Regions from separate parts of the Homo sapiens genome. Here region 2 is linked to region 1. The links are chromatin contacts, found by Hi-C or POLR2A ChIA-PET in ENCODE. All regions are on one chromosome and are shown on one strand. The core of a region is the stretch at or near the end of the contact, and the rest is flanking DNA. Distances in the headings are between cores, read along the strand shown. Region 1 overlaps LOC107985365 (a long non-coding RNA gene). Region 2 has its middle 24 kb from the start of SNORA14B.

The links. A loop is a pair of places that touch in the nucleus more often than their neighbours do. ChIA-PET counts read pairs that join two places held with the same protein, here RNA polymerase II (POLR2A). Pooled maps may share reads with other maps.
Region 2: a map with no recorded cell type shows a loop between it and region 1 (5-fold over the local background). The contact joins two enhancer-like sites. A Hi-C loop is called at or near these places in 1 of 37 single-sample maps with no recorded cell type and 2 of 50 pooled maps. POLR2A ChIA-PET finds 5 or more read pairs at or near these places in 2 of 52 experiments (H1 and activated B cell).

Annotation. Positions count from the first base shown.
Region 1 is chr1:234,843,165-234,846,271 of GRCh38, forward strand. The region is part of intron 2 of LOC107985365 (a long non-coding RNA gene); the gene reads right to left. Among named protein-coding and RNA genes, the nearest start is that of LINC02961, 85 kb to the left of the region's middle. Within about 2 kb of position 1,492, at least 15 of the 41 ENCODE cell types and tissues checked have a DNase peak (open chromatin) inside an H3K27ac peak, as active enhancers do.
Region 2 is chr1:235,102,736-235,105,842 of GRCh38, forward strand. No RefSeq gene overlaps it. Among named protein-coding and RNA genes, the nearest start is that of SNORA14B, 24 kb to the right of the region's middle. RefSeq lists a silencer at 1,545-1,714 and an enhancer at 2,335-2,474. Within about 2 kb of position 1,661, at least 7 of the 41 ENCODE cell types and tissues checked have a DNase peak (open chromatin) inside an H3K27ac peak, as active enhancers do.

The DNA of each region.
Region 1 (3,107 bases), core at 242-2,741:
ATAAGCACTATAATAATGTCAGTTGACTTGAGTTGACTAATATCATGACAGCGTGTTGCAGTCTTCAGAGAAAGATACTAAAATGGTTGTGCTATTACGGATCTCAGAGCATTAAGGAAAGTTGACCAGCTTTCACTGGGCTGAACCAAGGGGTGAAGCAGTCAGAGACAAGGCTGGGACTTTCCTGTTTCTGTAAAACATACTTCTTTCCATTCAAAAAGTTTTGGACAGGCAATATGCAAAAAGACAACTGCTGAATGATTCCACTTGTATGAGGCACCTAGAGGAGTCAAAGTCACAGAGACAGAAAGTAGAATGGTGGGTGCCAGGGACTAGGGGGAGGGGAATGAGAAGTTCGTGTTTAATGGGTACAGTTTCAGTTTGGAAAGATGCAAAGGCTTCCGGGATGATGGTGATGTTTGCACCATAATGTGAATGTACTTAATGAATGCCACCAAATGGTACGCTTAAAAATGCTTCAAATAGGCCAGGTGCAGTGGCTCATGCCTGTAATCCCAGCACTTTGGGAGGCTGATGTGGGCGGTTCACCTGAGATCAGAAGTTTGAGACCAGACTAACCAACATGGAGAAACCCCATCTCTACCAAAAATGCAAAATTAGCTGGGCATGATGGTGCACGCCTGTAATCCCCGCTACTCAGGAGGCTGAGGCAGGAGAATCGCTTGAACCCAGGAGGCAGAGGTTGTGGTGAGCCAAGATCGTGCCATTGCACTCCAGCCTGGGCAACAGAGCAAGACTCTGTCTACAAAAAAAAAAAAAAAGCTTCAAACGGTAAATTTTATGTTGTGTATATTTTACCACAATTAAAATGTATGGAAATATTTATTCTGATTCTTCAGTTAGATCATTTGTGGGTTAAATATGCCCCATGTAGCATTTCTTTCTGTAAATATACTGCCCCATCCCCCACATGGTATTAGACTGAGATTCCTAAGGGTAGAAACTATTTATCATTCATCTTTTTAGCCCCACTCCACCCAGTACAAAGCTCTATATAACATACCACTGGATAAATGTTATTTAAAGAAAAAAATGGATGAACAAGTGAACTCAGAATTCCCATACCGTTGCACCACGTTTTTTTCTAAACATGTGTTCACAGAATAGTAGCAGCAACAATGAGCATTATGAATGCCCTGTATTCAGAGTAAATAAGACTGTCAATCCAAAAGAAAAAGAAATAGTTAAGTGCATATATCTAGCCATATTGAAAGTTTCCTACCCTAAGTCCCCAGACAGCCCTCACTTGACTCTCATGAGTAGTAGGAGTGATAAACGAATGAATAAATGAATGACTTTTCTTCCTGGTCCACAGGCTTAGATTTTCCCAGTCTGGATATCAAGGGCATTCCATGCAGTGAGACTTTAAAGTCTCTAGAGAGGGACAGGAACCACCTGAAGTTGTTTCAGCTTAGACGTCCCTTTCCTTAGTAGCTCCTTCCTCCAGGGTGAGGCAGGAAGTGATCGCCAGCTGCCTCCCTGTTGACCAGGCTATGAAACCTTTTACAGTCACTTGGCTTCACTTCTGTGCTGTTTTTTTGGGTGAAGACTTTCTCATTTTCTGGTAAAGCAGATATTTAAGGGGCAGGAAACTCAACATCAAAAGACCGGAACAGAAGAGAGAAATCCTTGCATTATTCGGAACCAGCGAGTATGTATGGTGCAGGCAACTGAAACACCCTCTCTCTCTGCCTTTTTTTTTTTTTTTTTTGCATTGAACACTCTCAGTGTCTTCAAATTCCTAAGATTTTTTTCTTAACATCTCACATTTTATTAAATAAATCCAACCGCTGTGTATCACCGTCATTCTTAGCAAAGAATACATTAGCTATTTTCTTTGCAAAACAAAACCTAACTCTCATCTAAATAAAATCTACATGCAAAAGTAAGTGATATTTTCTGATCAGTACAATAGAATTGCCGTAAGTTTGGTCAAGGCTCTTGGCCTGCTTTCTAAAGATGTCCCTAGTATCTAGAGAGATCTCAAAATCTGTAATCATCGTGGGAAAACTTTTTCTGTGTTCAGAAATTCAGGATGACAAGAACTATCATTTTGGCAATATCTTAGAGGAGAATCTGAAAAGCTTCTGGCCACAGAAACGCCTAAATATGCTGTAGAAAAATAATAAGTGTGGTGTTAAAAGCACAGCTGAAATGAGTGAAGGAAATCCCAGAGACTGAGTATAAAGAAGGTCTGAGCACAAGAAAAAGTGCTGACACTTGGCTGCCTGAGCAGTGGGAGATCCGCTGAGGGAAAACAAGGTCACCTCAAGTTTCATAACCACAGACCACACTTCACATGGGTTTGGAGCTTAAGTTTACTCACCTGTATGGTCTAGGAAAGCTACGTCAATTAATTAACATAAAAGGAGTCCCAATATCACAAGAGCACTTGCCAAAACAAATAAAAAACTTCTCTATAGAAACCAATCTTCAACCTCTGCCACACAAGATTCCCATAGTGAGCACATTCTTTTAAATAGAAGCTCACAATCGAAAATTACAAAATGCGTTTAGAGACATGAGCAAGAGTGCACTACAAACAAGAATAAACAGACACAACGGGCGGCACAGGTAATGAGTCCCCAGAACCCCCAGAACATCAGCTAATAGAACTATCAGAAGGAGGATATGAATTGTTGTTAACATAACTGAAATGTAAAAGGAGAAATCAAAATTTTGAGAAAATAAATTTAAAAGACCAGGCATATTTGAAAAAGTACCATATGTTACCTCTAGAAATGAAATGTGTAACATTAAAAATAAAAACTTAATAAACGGGGCAAAGATTGCCAAAGAGAGAATTGATCATCCAGGAAGTGGTTTGGAAACAAATTACCTAGAATGCAACACAGAAAGATAAAGATATTTCTTACATGAAAGAGAACTTAAATACATGGAAGATGAAATGAGAAGCTCTAGCATGCATTACATAGGAGCTCCAGAAAGAAAGAATGGGGTAAGAGGCAATATTTTAAGATAGTGTCTGACAGTTTTCTAGAACAAGATGAAAATCAGATTCAGGTAGCATAATTAGTTCAAAACGAGATATAAAAATCTAGAGGCATTATAAGGAAAAGCTGCCA
Region 2 (3,107 bases), core at 411-2,910, 260 kb after region 1:
TTTGGTAGGCTGAGATGGGCGGATCACCTGAGGTCAGGAGTTTGAGACCAGCCTGGCCAATATGGTGAAACCTCGTCTCTACTAAATACAAAAATTAGCCAGGCGTGGTGGCAGGCACCTGTAGTCCCAGCTACTGGGGAGGCTGAGGCAGGAGAATCACTTGAACCTGGGAGGCAGAGGTTGCAGTGAGCTGAGATCACGCCACTGCACTCCAGCCTGGGCGACAGGGTGAGACTCCATCTCAAAAAAAAAAAAAAAAAAAATCCATCCATAACCCCATAACCTAGAGATAATGATCAAAGTGAACTTATTGTTCCTAAAATTTACTTTGAAGACAGGAAAACCACCACTCATGAGCACCTTCAAGCATGTCAGTAACCCAAAACCAGATCCCTTCACAAGTTTCTCCATTTAAGCCGCACGACAGGAGTTTGTAGCTCATTTCTGTTTAGCTGTAGAGAGTAGTTCTAGCAGGCTTTTGACTTAGATTTAAGGATTTTTTTTTCTCCTCCCACATTCAGAAGCCATAAATCTGTACTCCAGGAAGCCAGAGGCATAGTATGAGGAGACAATCCCTATTCTGGGCTTGGCCCAGAATCAAACGCCTTTTTGCTAGAACAGCTGAGCTGGCTGAGGGAGCCGCCTGTCTCAGAGGAGCAGCTGGCATTTCAGGTGTGCCTTTTTTTTTTTTTTAATTATACTTTAAGTTCTAGGGTACATGTGCACAACGTGCAGGTTTGTTACATATGTATACATGTGCCGTGTTGGTGTGCTGCACCCATTAACTCGTCATTTACATTAGGTATATCTCCTATGCTATCCCTCCCCCCTCCCCCCACCCCAGGTGAAACCCAGTCTCTACTAGAAATACAAAAATTAGCTGGGCGTGGTGGCTCGTGCCTGTAGTCCCAACTACTTGGGAGGCTGAGACACAAGAATCCCTGGAACCCAGGAGGCGGAGGCTGCAGTGAGCCGAGATCGCGCCACTGCACTCCAGCCTGGGCGACAGAGCGAGATTCCGTCTCAAAAAAAGGAAAAAAAAAAAAAAAGAAGATATTCTCATGCCCTTTGGAAATGAGGCACCTAAGCCTCAGAGAAGTTAAGTGCCCCAGTACGCTGCACATTTAGAACTCAAACCCAAGCCCCTGCTTCTAAAAACCGTGTTCGTTCCGCCACCCCACAGCTGCCCCTCTATTTTTGTAGGGTGATTCTACAGAACTGGGAAGGTAAGGAGTTGTAGAAACCCTCTGCCACATTTTATTCTTTGCCTTTCGTAGAAAAAGATCATACTTACGTTGCTTTGACTCACTCTGAAGATTAACCTGGAATTGCGTCTCTTCTTGGACAAGTCAGAAGTCCTTTCAACTATCCTTTTCAATTATCTTCTCCTGTCTGGTAGTTTCCCATCTAGAATTTTAATTCACGAAGACTGGAAACAGGACTTCACAAAATGTCATCCTGGCACATTTTCCAGGAGGAACGGTTTTATTTATAAACAAATAATCGGAGCATTTTCATTTCGCTATGATGATCGCTGTAATTGGCAGAATCACAGTCGCGCTGGGGCTCGAGGCTCCCGGAGGCCGGGGGGTAGGCACGGCGCGGACGCACCCTAGGATCGCCGCCAGAGGGCGCCAGCGCGCTCCTTCGCGTCTGCTGCTGCCCTGATGAAAACGCTCACAGCGCACGCGGTACAGACGGAGCAAATCCTATGAACTTCTCCAGCCCAGTTTAGAACAAGGGAAAGGGGAGCGCGCGGTACCGGCTGTCCACTCCGCGGTCCTCCTGGCTCAAGTCACCCTGAGTCTTCCCCCAGCTGACAAAGGCGATCGGACGCACAGCCAGGACCCAGAACCGTGGATGGATCCACTTTGCCAATATATTGAAAAAACTGATGCCATGTTGAGAGAAGAGAGAAATCTATTTTTGTAAGAAATGTTACTTTACACATACTTTGCTGATTTTTTATCTCAAAAAACCCAAGACCTGGTGTAGTGTCCAGTAACTCAGTTGCCTGGAGCCCTATGCAATGAGACTGAATTTCCATGGGGCCCGGTTAGTAGCTTTAAATCATTTTCAGGCAAGGCGTACACACACACACACACACACACACACACACACACACACACACACACACGTATATACACAGAGAGAGAGAGAGCTCACCTGGTACTTCTCTTTCGTTTCATGGTGACACATTACAGTGCACACAACTTGACCAGCTTACAGGTGCTAGAAATGGAAGTCTGAGGCTGACAACTCAAGGGTGTGTGTGTCAGGGGCAACAGCTCCGTAGATGGGTATTATTAACTATAATTACACCAACCCAGCCTCTTTTGAAAATTGATCAGAGATGCTTTTTCTTGTCTTGATGAGTAGGTCGGAGTAATTATCATTTGCACTGGGAAATAATACCATTGGTTCTAGGGCTGATGTCTGCAAAGCTGGCTTCACTGTTTCTTGGACTTGTCTTTCATCACATACCTCAAGTCTCTCTGAGAAAGAAACTAATTCACTATTGTTTCTCCGCTGTGGGAGAGGAAGGCTGTGGGTAGGGAGTAAACTATAACCGAGATGTACACTTACTGTATTTCATGGTGGTTAGTGCCCTGGAACCAACGTTTTTGTTTCGTTTTTCAAATGCAACAGTCTGACAGGTTTTACTAATACTAGCCCTCATCTGGCTTTTACTGAGGTGTCTGTCTCGTGTTACAAACCATTCTGTGTACTGAGGATACAGCAGTGAAAAACAGTTAAAAAAAAAAAAAAAAAAAAAAAAGCCAGGCGCAGTGGCTCAAGCCTGTAATCCCAGCACTTTGGGAGGCCAAGAAGGGCCGATCACTTGAGGTTGTGAGTTCAAAGCCAGCCTCACCAACATGGTGAAACCCTGTCTCTACTAAAAATACAAAAATGTATTTGTACATGGTGGCACATGCCTGTAGTCGCAGCCACTCGGGAGGCTGAGACAGGAGAATTGCTTGAAGCTGGGAGGCTGATGTTGCAGTGAGCCAAGATCGCACCACTGCACTCCAGACTGGGCGACAGGGCAAAACTCCCTCTCCAAATAAAAAAGCTCTAAGTAATCAAATAACCAAGTAATTAATTAC